Regions from separate parts of the Homo sapiens genome. Here region 2 is linked to region 1. A link is a loop called in an ENCODE intact Hi-C map of the cell type or tissue named here. Cell type or tissue: PC-9. All regions are shown on one strand.

Region 1 (8,000 bases):
ATGAATAATCACCAAAGGCGTGAGCTGTTAAGGAATCCCAGTTTGGCTGGCTCTGTGCAGTCAGATGTAGCCAGCCCTGTTTATGTGTGAAAGGATTGGGTTTTCCCCAAGCTGTTTGGTAATGTTGCAAGAACAGACTTTCCCCTCCCTGGCTCCCTGGAGTAAAATGGCTGCCAAAGTATTTTGGAACAGAAACTTAGAAATGTACCGACCACTAGAAGAGAGTAACAAGGGTCCTTTGATATTTTCCGTGTTCACTATGATCAAGCTGGCATCGTTTCCTTCTGAGCTAAAGATTCTGAGCTATCATTGGCTGATGTGAGCTTGTGACCTAGCTACTTCTGTTCACAATACACTGTGGAGGGGCAGCGGGGGCAGCCCTATTTGGGTTGAGAGTCTTTAAGGAGAGCTTTACAGATGAGTTCTAGTGAAGCCCATCAGGGAGAAGAAAATCAAACACAATGGGAAATGTTTAACAATTAAAACCAGGCTTTGCCTGTGTGGTCCTGTGTTTTACCACATCACTCTATGGAAATGGGCTGTTGGAAGGAAGACTGTATTTCTGACAGTTTGCAGAGCCAAAAACCTGTTGAAGGCTTTTTGTAAGGTAGTGGAGAAAATGGCAAAACCTTTAAAACTTAAGGGAAATTACTTGATAGTTCTGATGACCACAGGCCACCAGACTGCTGGGTCATGGAATTATAGCTACATGACAAAGAAAATAGGAGGGTGGGCTGAGCCAGACTCAGAAACTATTCCAAAAGTACTATGACTTTTTAGGAAGCTAGTTCTTTTTATTTGAAATATTTTGTGTTTTTTTGCATGAGAATTAGCCTATGCTTCTTAAAAATATCATAAAATGTCAGCTAGTAGAAAAATAAAGAGTTTAATCTCCACTCCGACTACCTAGAGTCAACCCTTGTTCATACTGCAGTACATTTTTTTCTTTTAGTTCTGTTCTATGCTTTAAATAAAAATACAATTAGGTCCATATGGCAATATAATTTTGACTCCTTTTAAAACTGTAGCTTATATCATAAGTCTATTTGATGTTGTTTTGAAGTTGTCATGTACATTTTGTCATACAAGTTTTTAATGACTGTTTTTATGGGGTTGTGCCCCAAGTTACTTATTCATTCCCATGTTATCAGATATTTTGTTCTTTAGCTTTTTTTTTTTTTTTTTTTACATTATAACTAATGAGGCAATGTGTCTTGAGTATTTTGAATTAACTCTCTAGAATCGATTCTTGGGGAGGTTATTTACTTTGAAGTGATGGACAGAGTGTAGGAGATTTATGAGTGAACTCTTGTCTGATTTGGAAATATAGAGTTGTTTAGGCTAGGTATTACCAACCCAAAGTTGACACTTGAGTCACCTAAGTTCTTCTCTACTCCAGAGACTTGGCCCTGCCTGGCCTGATCCCAGGAAAAGAGATTTTAGGGATTACAGAAATGGGAACAAGTTGTGGGTCTGAGCACAGCATGCAAATTAATTCAACACAGCCCCTGGGACAGGCCCATGATCAGTGAGCTGAAACTCCCCCTTCAAGTGCTTTCATGATTAGACTCCAGCCTAGGAAGCTTGTCTATTAGTTGTGTAATCTTGAAAAAATCTCTGACACTTTTCCCTCTGACTCAGTTTCCCCATCTGGCACCCAATCTTTTACAGTGTTATGAAAAATAGGGAAAATGTAGAAAGGAAGAACATGGCACCCAATCCTTAATGGACACTCAGTGAAAGCTGGCTATCATCATCATTTTTGGGGTTGTTGTGTTCTACAAATGTATTTTCCCAGGAGTTTTTTTTACTCTGTCTCCTCTTTCCTTCATATACCCCCAGCCTGTGGCTGGGGTCTTGCTTCAACCACCATGCACCTTTCTGAAACCCAAGTTTTACTCCCTGATAAAGGTATTGACCTCTTGTTGGTCTCATCCTCCAGACCTACCTATACTTAAGAAAATGACATCTCTTTAAACTGGTCCCCAGTTCACTTGTTTTCCCTAACATTTTAATTCACAAGATTAATCACTTCCCTTACAGGCCAGTCTTACTGCAGAGTTGATTTTTATAATTTTGGGCCTGTTGGTCTGGTTGTACTTTTCTCTTTCTGCTGGTCTGCTAGTTATAGCGGGTCTTGAAAGCAGTGATATGTTATGACATTGTCATCACCCTCATTATTGCTCTTTATATAACAGTAGCAGCATAACTGTGTTTTGATTTCTTGTACAAGGCATAAAGTGTGCTAGTGGCTCACTATTCACATCAATCTCATCAGAAAATGTTATTTCCTCCTTTTGTTGATCATGATATAGAGGCCCAGTGACATTAGGTAACTTGCTCAAGATCACACATGTGGAAAGCTACAGAGCCAGACTTGGAACTGAGTCCATTATATCTTAATCCCACTGCACTCCAAAATTTGTTGAATGAAGGAATAGATAAACGTATCATGATTTTGATGTTCTGACTAATTCGTAGCCAGTACTTTATTGCTATCGGAGCTTAAGCTTTAAGTACTGGCTAGGAAATAGTCAGAACTTTATTTTTAAGGAGGAGCATATAATTATGTATATTTTATACCTGTAGTAAATTGGGAACTATAGAAAACATGTAGAGGATTGTGTTTACCAACTTCATGTAGAGTGAGGATACCCGACTCTAGCTTGCTGGTAGTTAGGTAAGTCAGACATGGGCAGGGGATAAACCAAATTAGACTATTTCCATTTGACTAAGCCATATAATCAGGTGTAAGCCACGGAAAGAAATCTGGAAAGACAGGTGCAATATTAGAAGATGGCTCATGATAGTGATCATTAGAGGTTCAGGCTTGAGAAAGCCAATTGGAATCAAGAAGGCCTAATCCTGGGGTTCTGTCACAGAAAAGAAGGCTGGTAGCAGGAAGAGGACATGTAACATGAATTACATGATTAGATTTGTGTCATAATAACAAAAACAATAATGATAATAACACTAATAGCTTGTTATATGCCATGCCCTGTACTAAGAACTATACGTATGTTATCCCATCTAAATCACATTTAATAGATTCCCATTTTTCTCATGAGAAAATTGCATCATACAGAGATGAACTAACTTGCTCAAGGCTATAGACCTGGTAATTAGCAAAGCAGGGATTTGAATTTAGATGTATTTTTCTCTGAAGGCTGGGTTTAGATAAATGGATCTGGAAGCACTGGGAAGGATGAATTAATGGGATGGAGTGCAGGGGATGCAGAGTGCCCACTTATGGAATGATTTCATTCAAGAGAGACAGGAGGGTCAGAGGTAAGAATGCTACCGCTGGGACAGAGAGGAAGGTACAGATATGAGATATGGTAAGAAGGTATACTACAACAGTGGCTCCCAAATCTCAATGAGTAGCCAGTTCTCATGGAGGTTTTGTTTTTATTTTTGAATGAAGATTCCCATGGCATACCTTGAATATTCTGAATCAGAATCTCTGGAATACAACTTGGTATTCTTATAAAGCACCCTAGGTGATGCTGAAGCTCTGCCAGGTTCAAGAACCACAGCTCGATCAGCCTATATTTAGATGTTTGGGGTGGAGAATGAGAGAAAGAAAAGATTTTAGGGTGGCATCCAGGTTTCTGAATTTTGTGACTCAGTGAAGTTTTTGGAGGGTAGGTAAGATGCTGAGTTCAGTTTTGGATGTGTTGAGATGGACTGGTCCTGTGGATTTAGTTGGATATTAGAGTCTAACGCTTAGAACAGAGGTCAAGGCTGTAGATTTAGATATGGAGGACACTGGTGTTTGGGTGGTGATGGCGCTATATATTACATGGAATTTTCAAAATACTCAAAACTTCAGTTTTCCCTCAATAATTAATCACTTTACATCTTTGTGATCTTAAATCTCTTTCTGACCATTGATTGAAACTTTTGCTTTTAAAATTTACATTACCTTTCTTAACAGTTCCTTAAGATTCATGCATTGTTGTAAGTAGTTACTTGCACCATTTCATTGGATTCACACCAACAATTGTTAAAGTAAAATTTATTTTTCCTGTGTTTTAGATGAAGAGATTTAGGCAGGTTATGTAACACACCCAAGGTAATATAGTCAAATAATTGAGCCAGAATTTGAGCCCAAGTCTCTTTCTGACTCTAGGCTTAGAGCTTTAGGGCTATTTCACAAAAGGGCTGTTCCTAGGTCAGGCATGACAACTTCTATATTACCTTCGTAAAAGAAGCAATATAATCTACCACTATTAAATTTTGCAGGTTAATTTTATATTATGTTTAAATACAGAAAACTTTATTTAAAACTCAGTTGAATTTCTCTTGAGAAATTGGCCATGTAGTAAATTATATTTAATAGAAGAGTTTGTGTACTTCCCAGGGAGCAGAGTATTGGCCTGATCAAAGCACCTTTCAGCCTTTGTCTAACAGCATGTGGGTAGGCTACATTTTTTTTACTCTCAGAGAAAGGGGGTGGGCAGGGGTGTGATATGGGTTTTTGTCTCTGGGAGTTCTGTTGCATGATTTGACCTCCCAAATTGTTTTGTGGGGCATATCCAACTTTGGGTTGAAACTAAAATGGGTTCTTGGTAATCCCAGATTGAAAATATGTCTCAGCAGTAACATTGTTTATCTTTAGGTTTAGGTAAATACAGACATTTGCCATGTCTTCTTGGTAGCACTGTAAGAATGAGTAGGGCTGTGAAAAATGCACAGGGCATTCATTATGAAGACTGGCTGGTTAAAACTGATACACTAAAGAAATTGCATTCTTTTCCACAAGCTGAGTCATACAGCTGAAATTGTGGAATCATCTGAGCCAGCAGCTGTAATATGATACTTAATCTCCATAAGTGACAGATATCTAAGATAACACGAACACCCAGACGACAACTCAGGCAACCCCAGCACAGTGTTTTGGTATGAGAACAGGAGAAATGTTAGTAGAGTGAACATTTTTCCACAGAGAACTCAAATATGGTAACATTCTCATAGCTTTGATAATCCCCAATAAACTGTGGTTACTAAAATGCATGACAAAAAGAACTTCTATCTATAAAGAACTTCTTTATACATTTCCAATACTTGGGTTATGATCAAGGAGAAAAAAGTTTATCAGTTAATTAAGAGTTAGGTAGCTAGTTTGCCCACAGATTAATTTGTATGAGGTAAAGGAAATCTCACCTAACTGGGAAAAAGCAAGCTTACCCTCAAGGTATGCTTATCCCAACCCCACCCTGCCAAGTGCATTCCTTATTCCTCAGGTGTGCCTGTTTATCCCAAGGACCTAGCCACACCTACATCTTGTTCTGGCCCCACACCAAGGAACATATAAAAGTTCCCTCTCTGGCCGGGCGCGGTGGCTCACGCCTGTAATTCCCAGCACTTTGGGAGGCTGAGGCGGGCGGATCACGAGGTCAGGAGATCAAGACCACCCTGGCTAACACGGTGAAACCCCGTCTCTACTAAAAAATACAAAAAATTAGCCAGGTGTGGTGGCGGGCCCCTGTAGTCCCAGGTACTCGGGAAGCTGAGGCAGGAGAATGGCGTGAACCCTGGAGGAGGAGCTTGCAGTGAGCCGAGATCGTGCCACTGCACTCCAGCGAGGGCAACAGAGCGAGACTCCGTCTCAAAAAAAAAAAAAAAAAAAAGTCCCTCTCTTTATATCTCAGGGTATCTTGGAGTCACTACTGATCCTTGACCTCCCTCCTTTCTCTGACCATGTCTAGACAAGTGTCCAGGTCTCCTGTGCCAAATGTCTATTTGTTGCCTGGATTAGGTTTTGACTTGTTTTTCTATTTCTTTGCATCTCGTAGCCCATTTCTTTGATTCAATTTCACAATCTCTTGATTTTGTCCTTAAGTATTTGGCAACACAAACCCTCGAGAGGCAGGATAGTTCAACAGAAAGAAGATGAACCTTGGGGGTCAGAAGATTCAAACTTCCAGAATTTAAATCTTCATTCTGCTATTACTAGATTTATAAACTTTATCAAATCACTCTCCTACTCTATCCCTTAATTCAACATATTTAAAATTGGAATAAAAATCTCAATGTGGTAGAGTTATTATTGAGATGAAAATCAGAATAGATACAAAGAACTTGATAGCCCCAAGGAGCTTGATCAGTGTTTGTTTAATGGCCCTTCCTCTCTTCTCATATCTCAGTTCAGATCCTACTCAGCCATTTATTTTATTCTGCTCCTTTTGGAGTAGAGAATAAAGCCAAGAATTATGCTTAAAAAGTAGCATAATTAAAAGTATTTAAAACACAAGTAACTTGAGAAAGGTGAGTTGGAAGTTTATATCTAACCTCAGTTTTTTTTGGAGAGAAATTTACCCGTCAGGGCCAGATTAAAACATTTACAAGTCCCAAGCACACGTGAGATGAAGATGCCCCTCACTTATCTCACATGTAAGTTGAAAGTTAAAAAGTGAAAATGTCTACTAGAGTTCAATAATATTCTTTTTTTCCCATGACTTCTCTGAAGCTTTTAGAAAATATGAAATTCTTAAAAACAATAACAGTAACCCACATTTTTATTGCCCTGGTTTGCCCTATCTTATCTTTCTCCTGCTCACAGGGTCTGAGGCAGCTGGGATAGGGGAGAATGATTACCAGCCAATCAATATTTTTTGAACCCCAGAGATTATTTATTTATCTATCCATTTATTTATTTTGAGATCTTATTTTATCTGGAATCTTAATAAACGATTAGTTTCCAAACTGTATCTACTGTGTGTATTTTATCCATATGGCCCAGATTTGTATTACTTATTTGTGATTCTGAATAATATTTTTTCCAACATTAATTATCAGCCTCTCTGTGCCCCTCCAGAATTGTTACAACCTATGTTAATGCACACTATGGCAAGCCATGTGAATTGCCTACGCAGGGAAGTTTTCTTCATACTTCCTTGCCAAGAGAACCCCATTATTGGTCAGTTACTAGTCACATGATCTTCTTTAGCCCCTCCTTAGCCCCTGTAGTGAATCAGGAGTAGCCTAAGGCCATGGTGGTAACTCCCCTTTTTCTTGGAAATGTTTGATTTAGATATGGAGAAGAGGTGCAACTTTGCTTATGAAATGGGAGGGCAAATATGGGAAACTTTAAGGTAAGTTTTCTTTCCCCTTGAAGGGGACCAAAAAGTTGTGGTTTATACTTTCTTGACTCTGGTCACTGTTGGGTGAAGAGTTGGTGCTATGGAAGCCATCTTCAGACCATGAGGGGACAAGTCTGAGGATACAATTACATGCTACCGGTGGCAGAGGACAGTATAGCAAGAAACTGGATCCCTGATGACATTGAACCATTGACTGAATCTACCCTGGAACCATCAGGAAATAATCCTTAGTTTTTTAAAGATGCTTTTAGTTGTGTTTTTTATTACAAGTACCTGAAAGCATCCTAACTAATCAATGCTAAATGCATCTCTCACAGTTTATGCTTATTTTTCAGAAATGCCTAGTGGAAATTTCTATTGCTGATTATAATATTTGTCCTAAATAAATTGAATAGACTGTCAATCTTTTGAAAATAAAAGCATGACTTGATTAGCAATTGTTTAGTCTGATGTTTTCCTAATTTCTGTCATTTGCATACCACTTCTTTGATTTTGTCATATCCTTGTATCATCTGCACTAATAGAAATATTTTTCCTTAAGTTGTCTCTCCTTTAAAAAATTATATCCATTTATTTTGAAGAGAAACTTTTTCACTAACTATAAATTGAAAACCGATATCATTTGCCTTAAATAGAAGATTGTCATAAAAAGAAATGCCATGAGTGAAATAATGTTATTAAATATTTGCCAGATATAGTTTCCTATGAAGACTCTGAGCTTGTGGCTTGCTGTCTCTGTTGAAAGGAGAGACTAGGGAGTGTTATAGAAGTGGTAAAATAATCCTTCCACTGACTGAGACTATTTCCTTGCCACAATCAGAAGAACTAAAAGAAAGGAGGATATCTGTTAATATATGAATTTATCTAAATGTCATGCAGTGACTTCTAAAATCA
Region 2 (8,000 bases), 110 kb before region 1:
TCTTGCACAAGTTTAAGAGGGAAAGGAGCCAACTCCGGTGCACAGACTGCCAGGGTCAGCGAAGTCTTGGTCCTGATGTCCCCAGAACCCCCTGGGGCAGCTCTGGAAAACTCTACCGCATAAAGCGGAGGGTCAGATTAGCTGAGGAGGGTCAGATTAGTTGAGTTGTGCAGAAGAGCCGAGATCGAGAGATCTCCAGATGATGCCACGCACAATTGGGTTTGGAAATCCTGAGGTTGGTCCAGCCAGCTTGGTATGCAAATGAGGAAACAGACCTGGTAAGTGGATGCAACTGGCCCTAGTTTGGAGGAAGAGGGGGCACTAGACCTCTAGCCTCTTGAGTCTTCATTGCTCCGCAGTCTAGGCCTTGAACTAGCAGAGGGTAGGTGTTTGGGTGGTGGTATGCTTTGGGAAGTATAATGTACAAAATGGGCTTTCACGTGCGCAAGTCCATTTCGGGATTATTTCCCATTTGCCGCCCTGGCGGGGCAGGGCGATAGGGAGACTCAGGCCGTCCCACCGATTGGCGCGTGAGCTGAGGCAAGACCGGAGACTGGTCTCCCGGGCTGAACTTTCTGTGCTGGAAAATGAATGCTCTGAGCTTTGGAAGCTCTCAGGGTACAAATTCTCAGATCATCAGTCCTCACCTGAGGGACCTTCCGCGGCATCTATGCGGGCATGGTTACTGCCTCTGGTGCCCCCCGCAGCCGCGCGCAGGTACCGTGCGACATCGCGATGGCCCAGCTCCTCAGCCAGGTCCACGGGCAGACGGCCCCAGGCATCGCGCACGTCCAGCCGCGCCCCGGCCCGGTGCAGCACCACCAGCGTGTCCAGGAAGCCCTCCCGGGCAGCGTCGTGCACGGGTCGGGTGAGAGTGGCGGGGTCGGCGCAGTTGGGCTCCGCGCCGTGGAGCAGCAGCAGCTCCGCCACTCGGGCGCTGCCCATCATCATGACCTGCCAGAGAGAACAGAATGGTCAGAGCCAGGGTGGGGGCCGGCATGACGGAAAGGAAGCTTGTGTAGAGCCCCCTCACCGCCAAGCAGACCCCCACACAAGCCCCAGGTGTCTAATTACCCCTACATTTGCTTCCAGTTTCCAATTTCCTTCTTGAGTTCTCTATCCATTCTTCAGTACACAATGAATTCCATTATATCCTCCGAACTTCTGCGGAGCTGTCGTCACAGGCAGAGAGCACTGTGAGGCACGGGCAAAATAGCAAAGGGGCAGGGACAGACTGACTTTTACTCCAGGCTAACTTCCTGTATTTCCCCTGAGATACAACTACTGAAATTTCTTCCTGAAATTATGTTAGGCCTGGAGATTTTTTTTTTTTTTTTTGTTCACTGCTGTATATCCAAGCGCAGAATGTGGTAATTGTTAAAAAGAGAAAACTTGTTTGTTTGTTAAAACAAATTCTCACAAAACTTTTAAGTTACACTTAGCTTCTGGGAATGTTGAACTTCAATTTCTTTTTCATTATATTAGTTTTAAAATTATATATTGGGATAGTACAGTTGTATATATTTATGTGGTACAATATGAAGTTATGATCTTTGAACACAATGGGGAATTATTAAGTCAAGCTAAGTAACCTATCCATCATCTCAAATATTTGACATTTTTGTCAAATGAGAGCATTTGGGATTTACTATTTAGCTATATTCATCATGCTATGAAACACATCTCAAAAAAAACAATCAAACTTATTCCTCCCATCTTAACTGAGGCTTTATATCTTGATTACCATCTCCCCATTCCTCCCACCCCCCAGCTCTAGTAACCACCATTCTACTCTTTACTGCTAAGAATGTAATTGTTTTATATTTCACAGATAAGTGAGAACATGTGATATTTGTCTTTCTGTGTTTGGCTTATTTCATTTAGCATAATGCTCTCCAATTCCAAAACTTCAATTTCTTCAAGTATAAAATAAGAAGGCTAGTTTAATTAACCCTAAAATTCCTTCCTGTGGTAGGCTGAATAATGCCCCCCCACCCCCAATGTCTATGTCCTAATCCTCAAAAACTTTTAATACATTAACTTATGTGGCAAAAGAGGCTTTGCAGATGTGATTTAATTAATGGTCTTGAGGGAGATTATCCAGAATTTTCAGGGTGGGCCCAACATAACCCCAAGTGTTTTTATTAGAGGGTCACAGTCAGAGAGAAGATACAAGAATGGAAGCACAGGCCACAGAGAAAATACAGAGACCATGAGCCAAGGAATTTGATGGTCACTAGAAGCTGGAAAAGACAAGGAAACAGATTGCCCCTTAGAGTTTCCAAAAGGAATGAAACCTTGTGGACCCATTTTTGACTTCTGATCTCTAGAACTGTAAAATAATAATTTTGTGTTTGTTTTAGCTAACACATTTGTGATAATTTGTAACAGCAGCAGTAGGAAACTAAAACACTTCCCAGGTTTATGATTTGAGAGTTCATTAAACAAGAGATGGTCACCTCTTTGGTTCCTAAATCATCTTGGAAACAAAGCCATTTCCAGAGAGGAATTTTAAAATACTGTCTGCAGTCATAGCAACCTTAAAATTTGAGTGCTGCATGGTGGAAGTAGACAATTTATTTTAGGATAACTGTTATTTGTTATATTAGTTTGAGGATGGTGGTGTTAAAGAGGAGTTACTTATTTTTAGGTACATTTCATACTAAACACAAATTGCATAATTTGCCTAAATCAAGGAATTATACTAAATTATATTATGGTTATTAAATCCTGTCCTGAGAAAGTGAAACTGACTCAGTTTTCAAAGAGACAAAGAGAAAGTATAAGCAAACCAAATTGCAGCTACAAAAAGAAAGACAAAATGTTGCAGTATATTTATTGTTTTGTGTATTCAATGAAGTCCTTCGTCTTGGTCATAAAACTAGCCTTAAAGGTTTTTCTTATATTTCATAGTATGAAAAATCTAAAAAGTAACCCATATGTAAATATTTAAATCATGATAGAAATCCAAAGCAAAAAGAAAATGAATCAATTGAATTAAAATGTGTAGGATGCTTAAACCCATTTGATAATATATCCATTTGATAATATACTAATATGAATTTAGTACTTTAAAATGTTATATAAATAAATGTTCCTATATTAAACACCAATGTAGTTAGGATTCTAAGCCAACATCATTTCCCCTTTTCTACATGTTCTTCTCCCGTCTCCATTAAAAATTGTCAAAACTATCCACTTTTCTTTTTCCTTTTTGTTTTTAAACAAATAAGGTCTCTTCTAAGATATTGTAGGACTACAAAGCCAAACTCCCGGGTTCAAGCTGTTGGCAAAATTTTAGAGATGCTAAGTTACCCATGTATTAATTACTTTTAAATCCTCCCCTAACTCCCTCACAAAACAGGAGTAGGGAGAGGAGAAACACCTCTGTTCAAAAATGAGGAATTGAAAACTCTTATCACAAATAAACTATATCAAGTAAGCTAAAGATAGTAAAAGAGCAAAAATGTTAGCAGATATTCCCAAAATGGTAACTACATATTACCTCTGGAATGATCACATGAATGTGGCTCATTATTTCCTAAGTTCCTACAGCAAACATATATTTATTTGCCCTACTCAGTTAAAAATAAACACAATATGTAGTTGCTTCTGAATAATTTTTCTCTCTCTCTTTCTCTCTTTCTTTCTTTCGACAAAGTCTCACTCTGTCACCCAGGCTGGAGTGAAGTGGCTCCATCTCGCTGTTCACTACAACCTCAGCCTCCCGGGTTCAAGCGATTCTCCTGCCTCAACCTCCCGAGTAGCTGGGATTACAGGCGCCTGCCACCACCCCCGGCTACTTTTTGTATTTTTAGTAGAGGCGAGGTTTCACCTGTTGGCCAGGCTGGTCTCGAACTCCCGACCTCAGGTGATTCCCCCCGCCTTGATCTCCCAAAGTGAAGGGATTACAAGGCGTGAGGCACCGCGCCCGGCCGCTTCTGAATAATTTCGATCAAAATTTATATTCGATATTTATTCCAACATACACCACAGATTTCCACTGATAATCCCTCCTAGTAAGAAAGATAAGCTCCATCCAGGTATCTGTGAATTGGAGGCTAAGTAGTCCCAGCACATCTTACATTTCTTTAAGACTCCCTTTTTATCCCAAACGTTCGTAAATTTTGTATCTGATAAAGAGCATACTTCCATCTAATACAAATATGTTCCCCCCTTCAGATCTTCTCAGCATTCGAGAGATCTGTACGCGCGTGGCTCCTCATTCCTCTTCCTTGGCTTCCCAAGCCCCCAGGGCGTCGCCAGGAGGAGGTCTGTGATTACAAACCCCTTCTGAAAACTCCCCAGGAAGCCTCCCCTTTTTCCGGAGAATCGAAGCGCTACCTGATTCCAATTCCCCTGCAAACTTCGTCCTCCAGAGTCGCCCGCCATCCCCTGCTCCCGCTGCAGACCCTCTACCCACCTGGATCGGCCTCCGACCGTAACTATTCGGTGCGTTGGGCAGCGCCCCCGCCTCCAGCAGCGCCCGCACCTCCTCTACCCGACCCCGGGCCGCGGCCGTGGCCAGCCAGTCAGCCGAAGGCTCCATGCTGCTCCCCGCCGCCGGCTCCATGCTGCTCCCCGCCGCCCGCTGCCTGCTCTCCCCCTCTCCGCAGCCGCCGAGCGCACGCGGTCCGCCCCACCCTCTGGTGACCAGCCAGCCCCTCCTCTTTCTTCCTCCGGTGCTGGCGGAAGAGCCCCCTCCGACCCTGTCCCTCAAATCCTCTGGAGGGACCGCGGTATCTTTCCAGGCAAGGGGACGCCGTGAGCGAGTGCTCGGAGGAGGTGCTATTAACTCCGAGCACTTAGCGAATGTGGCACCCCTGAAGTCGCCCCAGGTTGGGTCTCCCCCGGGGGCACCAGCCGGAAGCAGCCCTCGCCAGAGCCAGCGTTGGCAAGGAAGGAGGACTGGGCTCCTCCCCACCTGCCCCCCACACCGCCCTCCGGCCTCCCTGCTCCCAGCCGCGCTCCCCCGCCTGCCAGCAAAGGCGTGTTTGAGTGCGTTCACTCTGTTAAAAAGAAATCCGCCCCCGCCCCGTTTCCTTCCTCCGCGATACAACCTTCCTAACTGCCAAATTGAATCGGGGTGTTTGGTGTCATAGGGAAAGTATGGCTTCTTCTTTTAATCATAAGAAAAAGCAAAACTATTCTTTCCTAGTTGTGAGAGCCCCACCGAGAATCGAAATCACCTGTACGACTAGAAAGTGTCCCCCTACCCCCTCAACCCTTGATTTTCAGGAGCGCGGGGTTCACTAAGTCAGAAACCCTAGTTCAAAGGATTCCTTTTGGAGAGTCGGACTGCTCTCTCCTTCCCCTCCCCTTCCCCTCCTGCGTGTAAAACGGCTGTCTGGGGCAAGGGTTTCTCAGACGTGTACATTGCCTGGTATAAGAGCAGACTCTGAAAAGATGAGGTTTATTTAATACGGACGGGGGAGAATTCTGCCTGTAGGCAGATAGGAAAATGGGGAGGGAGTCATTGGAAGGACGGACTCCATTCTCAAAGTCATAATTCCTAGACCAGAAAAAGTGCTCAGTGTTCTAGAAGCAGAGTTGCACAGTGATCCAAAGACCAGCTTCAAATACTGTCCTGTCTCCTTCACACTTCTCACATTTCTCTTTCCTACTGAAAATACCTTGCATTTTTCGTAATTATAAAGGGGGAAGGGAATATGAGTGCCCCCTGCTTTATAGGGGTTGTTGTGAGTTTAAATGATGTATTAATACATATAAGCCTTAAGAACAGTGCCACACATCCTAAGCTAATACCTGTTAGCTCTTGAATTATCCGCTTTGAGGACTGGCTTGCAATCTTGTTTTGAGGCATAGAAAGAAAATGCTTTGGAGCAGGACGCGGTGGCTCACACCTGTAATCCCAGCACTTTGGGAAGCCGAGGCGGGCAGATCACCTGAGGTCAGGAGTTCGAGGCCAGCTTGGCCAAAATGGTGACACCCCGTCTCTACTAAAAATACAAAAATTAGCTGGCCATGGTGGCGCACGTGTGTAATTCCAGCTACTCAGGAGGCTGAGGCAGGAGAATCGCTTGAACCCGGGAGGCAGAGGTTGCAGTAAGCCGAGATCGCGCCACCACCCTCCAGCCTGGGTGACAGAATGAGACTCCGACTCAAAAAAAAAAAAAAAAATGCTTTGGATAGAATTATCACTATTACATAAAAGGAAAGTCCGGATGCGGTGGCTCACGTCTATAATCCCAGCATTCTGGGAGGCCGAGACAGGCGGATCACCTGAGGCCAGGAGTTCGAGACAAGCCTGACCAACATGGCGAAACCCTGTCTCTACTAAAAAATACAAAATTAGCGGGGCTTGGTGGCGCATGCCTGTAATCCCAGCTACTCGGAGGCTGATGTAGGAGAATCGCTTGAACCCAGGAGAAGGCGGAGGTTGCAGTGAGCCGAGATCGCGCCATTGCACTCCAGCCTGGGAGACAAGAGCGAAACTTGGTCTCAAGAAAAAAAGAAAGAAAGAAAGAAAGAAAGACCAAGAAGAACTTACTCCCTGAAAAGATTATGGGCACCCTCCACCACCCTCACTTACAAAGAAAAGTTAAACAGCACTAAAGAGTATAACAAGCGCAAGGAGGTAAAAGTTCTAATTTTTCCTGTGACTACTACTTTTTAAGCTTATCAAAAACATGTACTACGTTTTAAAAAATGGATTGCTCAGACTTTGCTGATGCCTTAAGCACATGCTTAATCTGCCTACTGGATAATCCAGCTCTGTTTAAAAGTTATATTTCAATCCCTGGTTGACTTAAACCTTGTAGACCCAGTATATCTTGTACTTTTAGTGTCTGCTTGATTTTAAAACATGTAGTTTTTAAAATGAAGCCAATGAAAACAATTTGGGATGTCAAGTATGTTATTAAAATCTACAATGCATTACTGTACCATTTATATTTTCCTCGGGGTACCTCTCAATTAGCTGTGTAGCAATGATAGGGAAAATTCAAACTATCGATAAATAAAATTATTTTAGTTTAGTTTAAGATATTTTATGATGGAGGAGGAAGAAAGTGGTTGCCAGGATGGGAGGGAGGGAACACATTTCCATCACTAATACAATGGTTCTTTCTTTTTGTTTGTTTGTTTTGTGTGTTTTTTTGAGATGGAGTTTCGCTCTGTTGCCCAGGCTGGAGTGAAATGGCACCGCACGATCTCTCTCGGTTCACTGCAACCTCCGCCTCCCGGGTTCGAGCAATTCTCCTGCCTCAGCCTCCCGAGTAGCTGGGATTACAGGCACATGCTGCCATACCCAGCTAATTTTTGTATTATTAGTAGAGACGGGGTTTCACTATGTTGGCTAGGCTTGTCTCGAACTCCTGACCTCAGGTGATCCACCCACCTTAGCCTCCCAAAGTGCTGGGATTACAGGCATGAGCCATCGTGCCCGGCCTACAGTGGTTCTTAATGGGGGTGGGAGAGTGGGAAGAGTAGGCTCCTTCAAGAGTCTGTTGAAATAAATACCTTCTTCTCAAAAAAGAAAGTAGGTAATGATTTTTTTTAAAAAAGATGTGTTCACTTGCACATGTATTTCTAGATAAAACTTTCAGTGAATTCAGGGATTTCTCTGAAACTCTACCATGGATTCCTACATCAAGAACTCTTTCAGCTCTTGTGAAAAATATATATAGCTATTGGTGAAGAAGATGGGAGATGCAACCATATAAAAACAACATTTGGATGCATTATAAACAGGTGTAAAAGTTGACTGCTTTGGAAATACCAAGAACAAGTTTTAGATATGTATATCTCATATCTTGCAGTAGAGCTCTGGAAGGATTATGGCATCCTTGGGTGGGGCCATTTTGCTCTAGAAATTGAAGTCCATTATCCATTATAAATCTTATGTAGGGGGGAGGGGGGAGGGATAGCATTAGGAGATATACCTAATGCTAAATGATGAGTTGATGGGTGCAGCACACCAACATGGCACATGTATACATATGTAACAAACCTGCACATTGTGCACATGTACTCTAAAA

Evidence for each region. Hi-C counts contacts between places; a loop is a spot of excess contacts. Peaks named below come from ENCODE experiments on the same cell type or tissue, not always from the same donor. Only the 100,000 strongest peaks of a DNase experiment are listed, where the experiment ranks them.
Region 2: a loop joins it to region 1, with 26 times the contacts of the local background. A loop is called at or near these places in 2 of 110 quality-filtered maps.

What each region holds. Positions count from the first base shown.
Region 1 is chr9:22,080,108-22,088,107 of GRCh38, forward strand. All of the region lies in intron 12 of CDKN2B-AS1 (CDKN2B and CDKN2A antisense cis and trans regulatory RNA 1), which reads left to right. Among named protein-coding and RNA genes, the nearest start is that of CDKN2B, 75 kb to the left of the region's middle. In PC-9, no CTCF peak of the experiment used is centred here; DNase peaks (open chromatin) are centred at 4,754 and 5,234; H3K4me3 peaks cover 731 bases; H3K27ac peaks cover 4,114 bases.
Region 2 is chr9:21,970,255-21,978,254 of GRCh38, forward strand. It overlaps CDKN2A (cyclin dependent kinase inhibitor 2A), which reads right to left and starts at 4,603. Exons shown (of 3, transcript NM_000077.5): 1 at 4,424-4,603; 2 at 648-954. The coding sequence starts at 4,573. RefSeq lists silencers at 4,561-4,610, 4,831-4,930 and an enhancer at 5,111-5,160. In PC-9, no CTCF peak of the experiment used is centred here; a DNase peak (open chromatin) is centred at 4,867; H3K4me3 peaks cover 4,663 bases; H3K27ac peaks cover 3,179 bases.